Regions from separate parts of the Homo sapiens genome. Here all the other regions are linked to region 3. A link is a contact called in ENCODE Hi-C or POLR2A ChIA-PET data. All regions are on one chromosome and are shown on one strand. The core of a region is the stretch at or near the end of the contact, and the rest is flanking DNA. Distances in the headings are between cores, read along the strand shown. Region 1 overlaps PPP3R1-AS1 (PPP3R1 and CNRIP1 antisense RNA 1). Region 2 overlaps PPP3R1 (protein phosphatase 3 regulatory subunit B, alpha). Region 3 has its middle 26 kb from the start of FBXO48. Region 4 has its middle 44 kb from the start of ARHGAP25.

What was found. A loop is a pair of places that touch in the nucleus more often than their neighbours do. ChIA-PET counts read pairs that join two places held with the same protein, here RNA polymerase II (POLR2A). Pooled maps may share reads with other maps.
Region 1: a loop to region 3 is called in a map of PC-9, with 7 times the contacts of the local background. The contact joins two enhancer-like sites. A Hi-C loop is called at or near these places in 35 of 168 maps with a recorded cell type or tissue (B cell, CD14-positive monocyte, CD4-positive, alpha-beta T cell and 26 more), 36 of 37 single-sample maps with no recorded cell type and 30 of 50 pooled maps. POLR2A ChIA-PET finds 5 or more read pairs at or near these places in 4 of 52 experiments (MCF 10A, PC-3, activated CD4-positive, alpha-beta T cell and 1 more).
Region 2: a pooled map shows a loop between it and region 3 (3-fold over the local background). The contact joins two enhancer-like sites. A Hi-C loop is called at or near these places in 1 of 37 single-sample maps with no recorded cell type and 4 of 50 pooled maps. POLR2A ChIA-PET finds 5 or more read pairs at or near these places in 2 of 52 experiments (activated CD8-positive, alpha-beta memory T cell and activated T-cell).
Region 4: a loop to region 3 is called in a pooled map, with 5 times the contacts of the local background. The contact joins two enhancer-like sites. A Hi-C loop is called at or near these places in 4 of 50 pooled maps. POLR2A ChIA-PET finds 5 or more read pairs at or near these places in 2 of 52 experiments (OCI-LY7 and PC-9).

What each region holds. Positions count from the first base shown.
Region 1 is chr2:68,286,487-68,289,726 of GRCh38, reverse strand. All of the region lies in intron 1 of PPP3R1-AS1 (PPP3R1 and CNRIP1 antisense RNA 1), which reads right to left. It also overlaps a transcript of CNRIP1 not described here. Among named protein-coding and RNA genes, the nearest start is that of CNRIP1, 32 kb to the left of the region's middle. Within about 2 kb of position 1,351, at least 8 of the 41 ENCODE cell types and tissues checked have a DNase peak (open chromatin) inside an H3K27ac peak, as active enhancers do.
Region 2 is chr2:68,223,984-68,227,172 of GRCh38, reverse strand. All of the region lies in intron 1 of PPP3R1 (protein phosphatase 3 regulatory subunit B, alpha), which reads left to right. Among named protein-coding and RNA genes, the nearest start is that of PPP3R1-AS1, 26 kb to the left of the region's middle. Within about 2 kb of position 1,817, at least 7 of the 41 ENCODE cell types and tissues checked have a DNase peak (open chromatin) inside an H3K27ac peak, as active enhancers do.
Region 3 is chr2:68,439,938-68,442,780 of GRCh38, reverse strand. No RefSeq gene overlaps it. Among named protein-coding and RNA genes, the nearest start is that of FBXO48, 26 kb to the left of the region's middle. RefSeq lists a silencer at 741-980 and enhancers at 1,171-1,220, 1,311-1,360. Within about 2 kb of position 1,425, at least 9 of the 41 ENCODE cell types and tissues checked have a DNase peak (open chromatin) inside an H3K27ac peak, as active enhancers do.
Region 4 is chr2:68,688,829-68,692,113 of GRCh38, reverse strand. No RefSeq gene overlaps it. Among named protein-coding and RNA genes, the nearest start is that of ARHGAP25, 44 kb to the left of the region's middle. Within about 2 kb of position 1,958, at least 4 of the 41 ENCODE cell types and tissues checked have a DNase peak (open chromatin) inside an H3K27ac peak, as active enhancers do.

The DNA of each region.
Region 1 (3,240 bases), core at 102-2,601, 150 kb after region 3:
GGTGGCTCGCTTGAGCCCAGGAGTTTGAGACCAGCCTAGGCAACATGGCCAAACCATGTCTCTATGAAAAACACAAAAATTAGCTGGGCGTGGTGGTGTGCAACTGTGGTCCCAGCTACTCAGGAGACTGAGGTGGAAGGATCTCTTGAGCCCTGGAAGTGGAGGTTGCAGTGAGCTGAGATCCTGCCACTACACTCCAGCCTGGGTGACACAGCAAGACTCTGTCTCAAAAAAAAAGAAAAAAAGAAAAGGAGCGATACATTTTCAAACAAAATTATTTAAAATGCCAAGAGAAAAACTAAAGGAGTTTAAAAAATAAAACTTATTTTCCTAAAATATTCCATGAATGGATTTCAGATAATGGCCAAACGTTATACTCTATTTTGATGCTTGGAAAGGTAAAATTTTTAATTATTTAAAAATAGTTTAAAATAGCATATTTTAAGATATGCTAGAAAGACTTTTTCCACAAACAGCCATCTTAAGTTTCCTATATAAAGACATAGTTTTGAAGAATATACAAACATCAAGACAGAATCAGAAAACTTAAGATTTTCTGATTAAAAAGTCAAGGTCAAGAATGATGTCAATTTCTTTTGTTATTTCTTTTAATCCTCTTAACCACCCTGTGAGGTAGGCAGGATGTGTCATGTCTCCATTTTACAGAGGAAAAATGTCTCAGAGATTCAAAAATAAGGCTCAAATTTAAACAGCTCATTTTATAAGAAGCTACTTTATTTGATCTTTAGTTTTCACATTTATGAAATGGTGATAATAACATTCACTTCACAACATGTGTTAGGATTAAATGATATATCATACGTAAAGCTCCTTGTTTTTCTTCTCCCCATCACTGTTCTCTTGACAAATGTATTTCATTTAAAATCACCTCATTACCTGCCCACTCTCCTGCAGTGTTTGTTTTTATAACCTGGTAGTTTTGCCTTAATTTGTTTGCAGCCTAGTAGGTAACTTGTTTTCCCAAAGAAAGTTTCTGTGGATATATTAATTGTTGCCAACAATTGTTGCCAACAAACAGAAGTATTCAGTTGCTAGAAACTCATTTGCCTATAGTTCTCTTTATAGCAAATTACTTGCATATAATCTTTTCTCTTTGAAGCCATGTTAACTACTATTAGAGCACTAGGTAAGACTAAAATTTTTCCTTAACAAGTAGGGTATTTCATTTCCCACTTGCTAACAAATGAAAAATACAGTATTTTTGGCCCTACGCTAGTACTTTAACAGTAATCCTGACAGGCATTCTAGTCTCTGGTCACAGTGAATTTCTTATTCTCCTGCAGATCTACCAAGTCCAAAGCAGTTTCCTTGCCACTGCACAGCCTGTTCCCTCTGCTTGGAACGCCCTACTCCATTTCCTACCTTGCAAACGCCTTCAAGTGCCAGCTTAAATGTCACTATGAAGTCTTTCCTGACTCCTCTAAAACGTTGAGTCAAGAAAAATATTGAAATATTGTTTACTCAGATATTTTATTATCCTATTTCTGAAAAGCTTTACCACCCTCAACCTAACTTCTGCTTTTCTTAAGATCTCTGGACAGCTTCCACATCTTCTTACTGACTCAGGGAAAATGAGCTGACTCAACAAAAAGGTGATGAGATTCTAGAAAGAGCTGGCTGGCTGGCTGGCTGGCTGGCCGGCCGGCTGCAAACCAGCCAGCAAGAAGTTTGCAATCTGTTAGCCTTTACGGGGTTAGTTCTCCTGCTCCCTTTAAAGGAGACTAAAAGAAGGAAAGTGGATGAGAAAGAAAAAAGTTTCTGAATTCTTTTACTGACATTGCTTCCAGTGAATTTGCCTTGTCACGTTCGTATTATTAATGATAGTCCTAAGGTATGTTATTCTTTGAAGTTTATGAAGTTGTTTATTTTCATCAGGGTAATTACTTGTGCTGCTTACCAAATGTTTCCAGCCCTCCCCCGTCGAGGCACATGATAGGATCTGACCTCCATGGCCTGGGCTAAGGCCATGTGCTGGTAGCTCTGGCCAATGAGTTGTAAGCAGAAGTGACACATGTCATTTCAGGCTGAAATTATCCAACAGTCTGTGCAATGCCAACAGAACTCTCTTTCCCTTTGCCATGGCAAATAGCCACTTTCAAGATGATTGATCACCTTAGGTCCTGGAGTGAGAAGATACGGCATGGAACCCTAGCCACCTTTTGTTGGACCCATAGCATAAGTGAGAAATAAACTTTTCTCCCAATATTTTATCGTGAAAAATGTTGAAATGTATAGAAAAGTTGAAAGACTTGCATAACACACATTCCCATATCTATCACCTGAATTTCACAGTTAACATTTTGGTATATTTGCTTTATCCCTTATCTGTCCTTTATGTTGTATCAATCTGCTTTTTTGGGGTGGAGAGATGAACAAGAAACTATTCTATAAACCATCACTAAGATTCTGGGGTTGTTCATTACTTCAGCATAACCTTGCCTTTCCTGATCCACATCTGGGGAATCCAGACCACCTACTCTCCTTTTCTGCTGAAGACAGTAAAGTAAAACTTCTCCAAAAAGAAAAAAGTAATGGTCTGAAGTTGGTTCTAAGAAATCATTTCCTGCCAGAGAAAGTTAGAAGTCACAATATGGATTAGGAGAAGGATTAAACCATCTTTTTTTCCTTCCATGGTCTTAAAAAATAAGATAAATTATGACTGACCTAGTTTTGATAAGGCTGTATTTGGAGGTAGAGAGATGAATTAAATGAGGAAAGGAAAGACAAAATTAGCATTCATTGACTATCTTTTGTATGGCAGACATTTTATATATATGATCTCATTTAATTTTCAAAATCATCCTGAAGAGTACATATGATTTCCATTTTTAAAATGAGGCTATTAAGCTCAGAGAGGTTAGGCTACCTGCCCAAGGTCATATAGCTATTGTGAGCAGAGGAGACAGAATGAAAATCCAAATCAGTATGACTTCAACACGCTTACCCTCATCTAGAAGTTTATAGACCCTTGGCCTCTGACAGCCAAGGGTATTTCCTCCCTCTGAAATGACCATCCCAAGGGAGACCGTGGCCCAAGAGGTAACAATGGTGTTAGTGGCAACCTCCCTTCATGCTTGAAGCAGAATTTGAAATGTCCAAATTATTTGACAAAAATATTTTTTGAATGTTCAGAAAAGTTCAACAAGCCCACTAAACAAAGGAGCATTGTGAATTTCCCAAAACTGAAACAGCTGATTTTTCCTTTACCTTTATCAGATA
Region 2 (3,189 bases), core at 568-3,067, 220 kb after region 3:
TCTTTGGTTTAGAGTTACTTTGATCTTAAAGTGACAAGGTTTGAAAGAATAAAAATAAACTTTATAGATGCATTCTGTAAAGCTTTGAATATTTCAGAGAATATGCAGTCAGAATATTTAGACATCTTTATCTAGTAGAGTTTAAGAGATGACAACATTTCCTTATTTGGTTATAGACTCTTTGTGAACTATAAATATTACTTCAGTATTAGAGTACTGTTTGCTTATTTAAAATGTATGCAGATCCAAATGCTTAATACTCATTATAAAAAGTGAGCATCAAAAGGAAAGAGAAAATCTAAAGTGCTTGAATAACTGGACTTTTAAGAATTCGGGTCTTCTAATGCCCTTAATCTAACCTTGTACTTTAACGCATTGATGCTTAAATTAGGACTTAAACCGTTCCAGACTTTTACCATGCACCTAATCAAATTCTTCCTTTAAAGTAAATTTAGGACAATGTTAAATCTGGCAAAGGATATCAAAAGATAGTAAGACAGTTGGTGCCTTCATGGAGTTTAAAATCAGGGAAGGAGACTAAGGGATGAATTATAAATGTCAAGATTACTGTAAGTGTAAATAGTTTTTGGTGTCTCATGATTCTGTAAGATTAATCTGGAAAATGTTATTTGCTATGAATACATTACCTTGAAATGTGTCTTATAAAAATAAATCCATATAGTTTGAATTTTGAATAATATGACAGCTGTGAAACTTTATTGTTTTAAAGAAAGTGATGAGATTGTTTCTAAACTGGAGACTAAAATTATGTATTAAGCAATTCCATTATATTTGGGACTAAGGTCCTTAATATTTTGAGTTATAAAAATCAGCTTTATTGAGGTACAACTTACCTATGGTAAAAACTAACTAGTTTTAAGTGCATAGTTAATGTGCCTTGATAAATGTATATAGTTTTGTAATCACCACAGTCAAGATGTAGAATAGGTCTATCACCCTGAAATGTTACCTGGTACCCTTTTGTGTTCACTCCCTGTTCTCCCCCTCTACCCCACAACACCTTAACTTTCAGTTACTGTAGTTTGTTTTTTTGTAGCATTTATAAATGGAACCATACAGCACATAGCTTTTTGTGTCTGGTTTCTTTTACTTAGCATATTGCTTTTGAGATTCATTATGTTATTGGGTGTATTAGTAGTCTTTTCCTATTCATTACCGAATAGTACTCCATTGTCTGGATATAACAGTTTATCTGTTCACCAGTTGAAGACATTTAGGTTGTTTCCAGATTGGTCTATTAAGAATAAAGCTGAATAAAGCTGCTGTGGACATGTGAGTACAGATTTCTGTGTGGACATGTTTTCATTTCTGGTTACACTAAGAGTCCAACACACTGTTTTTTTGAAATAGCGGTACAATTTTGAGTTCCCACTAGCAAGATATAAAATTTTCATTTGCTCTACATCTTCACCAACACTTTGGTATGTCAGTGTTTTTATTTTTAGCCGCATACACTATAAGTTTGGATATTAGTTTTCTGTTGCTGTGTAACAAATTCCCATAAACATAGTAGTCTAAAACAGCACTCATTTATTATTTCATAGTTCTGCAAATCAGAAGCTCACCACTGCATGACTGGGTTCCCTTCAGAGTATCACAAGGCTGAAATCAAGATGCCATCCAGACCAAGTTCTCCTGTGGAGGTTCTGGGGAAGTCTGCTTTCCAAGCTGTTCACGTTATTGGCAGAATTCAGCTCTTTGCCCTTATGAGATTGAGCACTCTGTTTCCTTGCTCCTGTTCACTAGAGGTCACTCTTATCCCCGTCAGGCTGCCTGCATTCAATGCCATGTGGCCTCTCCACTTCCCTTGTGTTGAATTCCTCTCCTGCTTTGACTCTTTCATTTTCACCTTCTTAGACCACACAGGGAAAATTGCTTTTAAAGGGCTCTTACAGGTCAGGGCCACCTGGATAAATCTTATCCAGAGGTGGTTGATTTGGGACCTTAATTACATGTGCAAAATCCTTCTGCAGCAGTAACTAGATGAGTGTTTGATTTAGTAATTGGGAGAAAAAGTATGTATACAAGGGGTTCAGAATTTCAAAGGGCTACCTAAGAATTCTGTTCACCACATAATCATTTATTCCACATCTTCAGTTACACTTTGTGTGTCCATTTTTAAATTATAGCCATATTTATTATGCCAGTTGCCTGTATAGTAATATCTCACTTTGGTTTTAACTTGCATTTCTCTAATGTCTAGTGATATTAAATGTCTTTTCATGTGTTTATTTGATGTTAATCATATCTTTTGTTGTGAAATATCTATTCAAGTCTTCATGTCATTTTTTTTAAATTGCATATTGCTATTCAGTTGTTGTAGCATCATTTGTTGCAAAGATTTTTTTTCCCCATTTAATTACCTGGAAACCTTTCTTGAAAATTGTGTGTGTGTGTTTACTTTATTCTGTCCAATTGATATTTGTCTGTTCTTACACCAGTACCACTCTTTTGATGACTAGCTTTATAACTTTTTTTTTTTTTTTCCTGAGACGAGTCTTGCTCTGCTGCCGAGGCTGGAGTGCAGTGGCGTGATTTCAGCTCACTGCAACCTCTGCTTCCCAGGTTCAAGTGATTCTCCTGCCTCAGCTTCCCGAGTAGCTGGGATTGCAGGCGCCTGCCACCACGCCCGGCTAGTTTTTTTTGTATTTTCAGTAGAGACAGGGTTTCACCATGTTGGTCAGGCTGGTTTCAAACTCCTGACCTCAAGTGATCCACTCGCCTCGGCCTCCCAAAGTGCTGGGATTACAGGCATGAGCTACCGCACCCAGCCCTTCATAACTCTTTAAGTCAGATATTGTTAAGTCCTTCACCATTGTTGTTTTTCATTCAGATCCCTTGGCTGTTAGGTTCTTTGCATCTCCATATGAATTTTAGAATTAGTTTATTGATTTCTATAAAATATTCTGCTGGGATTTTTATTAGGATTGTCTTCTATATGCAGATCATTATGGGAAGAATTGCCATCTTAACAACATTGAGCCTTCTGATCTATGAACAAATATAGCTGGGTTTTCTTAGATCTCTTTCTTAGCTATGTCTTATAGTCTTCATGTGTACTCCCTGCACATCTCTTATTAACTGTTTCTAAGTATTTTGTATTTTTGATGATTTTGTAAATGGAACTGCATTCTTAATTTCATTTTCCATGTTTCCAGAATATGAAAT
Region 3 (2,843 bases), core at 176-2,675:
AGGTCTTTTGTTCATTTAGAGTCATCATTTATTCTATTGGGTTTTCCAGATATACTGTCATATCAACTGCAAATGGAGAGAGTTTAACTACTTTTCCAAGTCTTATGCCCCAATTTTTTAACTAGTATACTAATGTCTCCAATATGATGTTAAATAGTAATGGAGATGGCAGACATTTTTACCTTGTTTCTTGCCTTAGTGGGAATGTTTCCAGTATTCTAGTATTACTCCATTATAATATTCTCTTTCTCTTTCTCTCTCTCTCCCTCCCTCTCTCCTGTGTCTCTGTCTCTCATACATATATAAAATCATGTTAAAGGAAAACCCATTAATGTCTATTTTATCTAATACTTCTACTGGAAATGTATATTAAATTTTATAAAGGGACTTTTTGGCATATCTGATTTGTTATACATTTCTCACCTGAAAATTTCTAAGAACTTTACTAATATTAGTACTCTACATTCTATAACAATAGTTTCTTCAGTTGATACAATGTATGTATGTTTTCTCAGCTCCAGAGAACCAATAACATTGAATATCATATTTTAGAACCATGAAAAAACTTGATAAACAGTCTGACTTTCTTCGCCAAAACTGTCTTATAATAGTATCTTTCAACGATTAAGTACTTTTCACATGGCCATTTATGTACTCATCAAAGAGTCTTGAAAGGTAGTTTCTGACATTAATATTTTTAAGATACAAAAATGCAGACTTATAGAAGTAACATTACTTAAGCAAAGCAAAACAGCTTGCATATGGAGGAGAAAGACCTTGACTCCAGGACTGGCTCTAAAATGCTTTCTGTCACATCGTCCTTGAGATCTGGTCAATGCTAATCCTCTGCCAGCAGAGGGCGCAATACTTCTATTAAAGCCCAGTCAAAGCGCTTGAGTGGGAGCAGCTAGTTCCCCATTGCAGCCCTGTTGGCTGATTGCAAAACCTCAAAAGTCAGAATTTGTCTGTACCCTTTTAGTTGCAAATGACAGAACTGAAACTAGTCCTGCCCAAACCAGGTGGGAGGGTTGGACTGAAAATGGAGTAGGGTGTTTCCCCAGAGAGAACATAGAGTATAGCCCCAAAATGACAAAAAGCCTCTTCTGCTAGAAATATAAGATATCAGGGAACATAATACTCCAATGAAGAGACTTCTCTTCCCACTCCACCCTTCAGACCTGGCCTGGCCAACAGGCCACCCCCTAGGTTTCTATCTGAACCTTCAAAGATCCAATTAAGAACACTTAAATTCAGCTTTTGCGTATTTTATCCACAAAGGCCCAAGTCATTATTCTGTATTTTGCCACAGGGATATTATTTCATACGGATTTGTTCTCCAAAACTTCAGCCTGGCATTTCCACTGACTCTGTAGCTCTGTGAAACCAAGCTGTAGGTGTGAGTATATTCTGTTGACATAGCAGATATGAGCTCTGAGGTTGGGTTAAGTGTAAAGAAATTTCTCACCCTTTTACTAACATTGTGAATAAATTCTAGTCTCTTGTGTGAAAAGACTGTAAAAGGAGTTCACCTGGGGATGAGAACATTTCTAAGATTATGTTTTTATTCTTTCCCTCTGAAAACTCGCATAGGCAGAAAGAATGAGCCAGAGGCCTTGGGGAGTTGAGCAAAGTAACCAAAATTCACATCCAAAATTTCATTTCATTTAAAAATAAACCTATCACATGGAAATTTTGAAATTCATCTCCTGGATTATGTGCTTTAGTACACACACACACACACACACACACACACACACACACACACACAGTATCCACACCTCAAAATGGAAAGTAAAATGTACCCAAGTATGGTGTATAATTTTATCTCAATATGACTTACTTTTGGATTCTACTTTCCTGACCCTGCCCAAAGTACAATGTATTTTTGATTCAAAAGTCAACACTCAAGATTAATGTCCATAGATAACAATAATAGTTGAGTGCTTACTATACAGAAGCTATCCTGCCAACAACCTTTGGAGGAATTCCCTTCCTTGGAATTGCTGTTGACATAGCAGATATGAGCTCTGCTTGCTGTTGACCAGCAGGCTTGCTGTTGGCATTAAACAGATACATGAGAGGTCACGCGCTGATCTGGTTTGGCTCTGTATCCCCACCTGAATCTCATCTTGTAGCTCCCATAATTCCCACATGTTGTCGGAGGGACACAGTGACAGATGATTGAATTATGGGGGCAGGTCTTTCCCATGCTGTTCTCATAATAGTGAACAGGCCTTACGAGAGCTGATAGTTTTTAAAATGGGAGTTGCCCTGCACAAGCTCTCTTTTTATCTGCCGCCATCCACATAAGATGTGACTTGCTCCTCCTTGCCTTCCACCAGGTCTGTGAGGCCTCCCCAACCATGTGGAACTATAAGTCCATTACATGCATTTTCCTGTATAAATTACCCAGTCTAGGGTATGTCTTTATCAGCAGCATGAGAACAGACTAATACACATACCCTGGCAATTCAGGCCCCCCTGCACTGCCCTCAAGAAACCCGACTGGAGCCCCCAACCCATGAGGGTTGTGTAGGCTCAGAGGCTGCTCTTAGTAAGTCATGTGGCTTGTCAGCTTTGTTTCTTCTTAAGTAATGGGAGCTTATTTTTCCAGACCTTTATTCCATAAATGCTTGGGGATTTAGAGTTAAATTTTAGCAAGTTTTAACATTTTGATTGTATGTAATTCCTCCTTTAGTCTTTTGTCACCTCTCTATTTTTGTTCTCTCTGTTTATCCTTCAGCTTATTTTAGGTTTGTCGTGATTTTACCTTTCTAAATCTTATGGGTCTAGCATTTTTACTTTTCACGTGGTCTATTCTTGACTTTACACTGTATATTTTA
Region 4 (3,285 bases), core at 709-3,208, 250 kb before region 3:
AGCCACCATGCCCGGCCATATTCCATTTCTTAAGGATTCACCTACTCAACCCATAGTCAAATGTCTTGTCCTCTCTTCTAGTTTATCCCTTCTCAATATCTTCCATGTAGATGGAAGTGACTTGAGACTATTCTCTTTTGCATTCTCAACTCCTAAGTTAATACTCCCTGAAATCTATCCTACTGGGTTCTTCTGGACTCCATCTCATTCCTAGATTTATTGTAATTTTTCTTTCATTTCCAGTATAAATTCTCTAGCTAACACTTCTCCTCTTGTCCAATAAACTAGACCTCATAATAATAAAAATGACCACCAAGGAGAGTAGAATAGAGGAGAGAGAAGGAAGGTAGGAAGGATAGGATAGTGTAAGGGAAGTACCAAGTTAACAATGCTAGAATTTCCAGAATGTTCTTTATGGGCAAAGGGAGGGTCAGAGATTATGAGTGCTTATGCATTATTTGATTTTGTCTGTATTGTTCAAGGAAAATGAAATTTCTTTGAAAAATTCAAAGTATTTTTTGATAGGGAGGAAACACTTCTCCATCACCTTTGTGTCTAGGTAAAGAGCTTCATTGAAAAAATAAAAATATAACAGAAACTTATAGTGGGATTTTCTGAGGTTGGCACTAACAGATGTCTGTGGCCTCTGTCCACTAGAGCTATTTGAGCAGACCCTTACTGCCAGAAGAGACCACTGTAATGAAAACCTTAGTTAGTCCTCTTGGAATTATGTGGACTAAAGTGAAATTATTGAGCAAGGGGTCTAGGGACTTTGAGTGGACTGATGACTCCAAGGAGGGTCTGGCCTCCTGTCATTTGCTTTCTGCCTCTCAAATTTTGATAGCATATTTATACAACTGTCCAGAGCTACCATTCCCTCCTGGATAGGAATTTTGCCTGCCAGGTACCAGTGAAAAATGAGGACGAGACCTCTGGCCCCAGCTATTGGCAGAGAGTCAGGCTTATTGGTGTACTCCTGCTGGCTGGAGCATCACTGAGAGCTCACAGGCCACGTGCTGAGAGAACATCACCCTCAGCAGCACATTTGTCAGAAAGCTGTTCTCACCTGGACACCTGAATCCATTACAGGCTTTCCCCAAACCCAGCAACACTGGAGACCTGGCTTCTCTCTACAAATACTCTACCCTTCGAAATCTCAGTCTAGTGAACAAACCTTTTTCTCCATGCAGAGTCCAGGCCAGGTGTGTTGGGAACATAAGCCCCTGTCAAACACCTCATTGTACCTCCATCTGCAGAAGAGAAGCATGTTTTCCTGACCTTCCGCTGGTAATCACCATGTTTTGGGATGCATGGTTTTTCATTTTAGACATTGATGTCAATTTCAAACAAGTTATATTCCTACCACACTCCTAACAAACCATATTTTAAATTAACATGCAATATTCAGATTTTAAAGCAAAAGTGCAAGCTAAAATATTAACCTGTTAATTGGTTAATAGTTATAAGGCCTAATGACACCTTTGAATCAAAAGATATACTGTATTCTGCTTCATTTTGCAACAATACTAGGAGGTAAGAAACACTGACTATTTCCTGGGTGTCAGGTACACAGTACCTTATTTCATCTAATCCATGGTCAGCTCCTCTTTGGCTCTCGGTACTGAGGATGAGTTCTGGTCCCAGAGACCAGAGACAGCAGAGAAGACACAAAGTAACCACAGGCCTTTTTCCATTTCAGTTGGTAATACACCTCTTCGTTATGAGAGTTAATGCAAATGAGCACAATCTAAATGAAGCCCCGCGGAATTACTCAGAAAGGGGAAGGCAATGCAAGATTTCCAAAGGAGTCTTGCAGAGAGAAACAGGAGAGCCCTGGGTGGTAATAGCTATCTCATTTCCTGCTAGCACTTTCTCGCCACATCACACCACTTCTCTGTTTTTCTGCTTTATCAATCAGTAAAATGAGAGCCTCAAGACAATAAGGCCCATGGCCCAGAGATCATGATTAACTGCAAGATTCAAAATCAGCTGCAAGAGAACGAAGCTGTCACATGGGTTTCTAAAGAATATTTGCCTCTTTCACTAAAGGGAGAATGAAGGTTGCTTAACCTCTCTGTGAAATAAGTTTCAGTTCCTCTTCTATGAATGACTGGCTAAACTTCATTTTCTCTAAGACCCTCTAGTATTCAGTTCTCTTCCCACCTGCTTGGCCTAATCCTGCATGAGAGGCAATGATTGGGAGCAGGAAAAGAAGATATGTAATTTAGTTTCTGAGGAACAAGTCTTCTGGAAAGCTTTGTAATTAACCTATTTTCCCCAAAACTGATTCTCTGTCACCCTAGGACACTGACAATAAACCATACCCATGATTTATCTTCTTACCTACTTGCAGTAAAGGAAAGAATAATGAACCAAGAATTGCAAGACCAGATTCTTATCACAAATCTCAAATAACTCTGTAATATTTGCGTAAGTAGTTAACCACCCTGGAGTGCTTTCTTAATTGAAAAATAAGGGGGATCCAGGCATGGTGGTGCATACCTATAGTCTGTAAACCAAAAATAAAATTCTAAGGCCCCCCAACCATCTGAATGGGCCTCTTCTCTTGGCCAAGGGCATTCCAAAGTTAACCTGAAAATCCAGTTCAGTCCATGATGGGAAGGGGGTGCTAGACATGCTCCATTATACCCTCCTCCCTTTTGGAATTACTCATAGAAAAGACTTTTTGAGTCTGACAGGAAACATTTGCAATCTATTCTCTCTAAATCCTGCTACCTAGAGGCTTCGCTTGTGTAATAAAACCTTAGTCTCCACAACCCTTTATCTTAACCAAAACACTCTTTCTAAGTCTTTAGATAATAACTATTTCAATCAATTGCCAATCAGAAAATCTTTGGTTCTACCTATGATCTGAAAGCCCGCAGCTTCCATTTAACCTGCCTTTCTGAACCAAACCAATGTATATGTTACATGTATGGATTGATGCCTTATGTCTCCCTAAAATGTGTGAAACCAAGTTGTGGCCCAACCACCTTGGACACATATTCTCAGCATCTCCTGAGGGCTGCGTCATGGGCTATGGGTCACTCAAACCTGGCTCAGAATACGTTTTTTTCAAATATTTTACTGAGTTTGACTCTTTTCATTGACAAGTCCCAGCTGTGTGTGAGGCTGAGGTGGTGGGATTGCTTGAACCAGGAGTTCAAGGCTGCAGTGAGCTGTGCTCATGCCATTGCACTCCAGCTTGGGCAATGGAGTGAGACCCTGTCCCCTAAAAAAAAAAAAAAAGAAAGAAAATAAAAAGCAAAAGGGGGTTGGACCAGG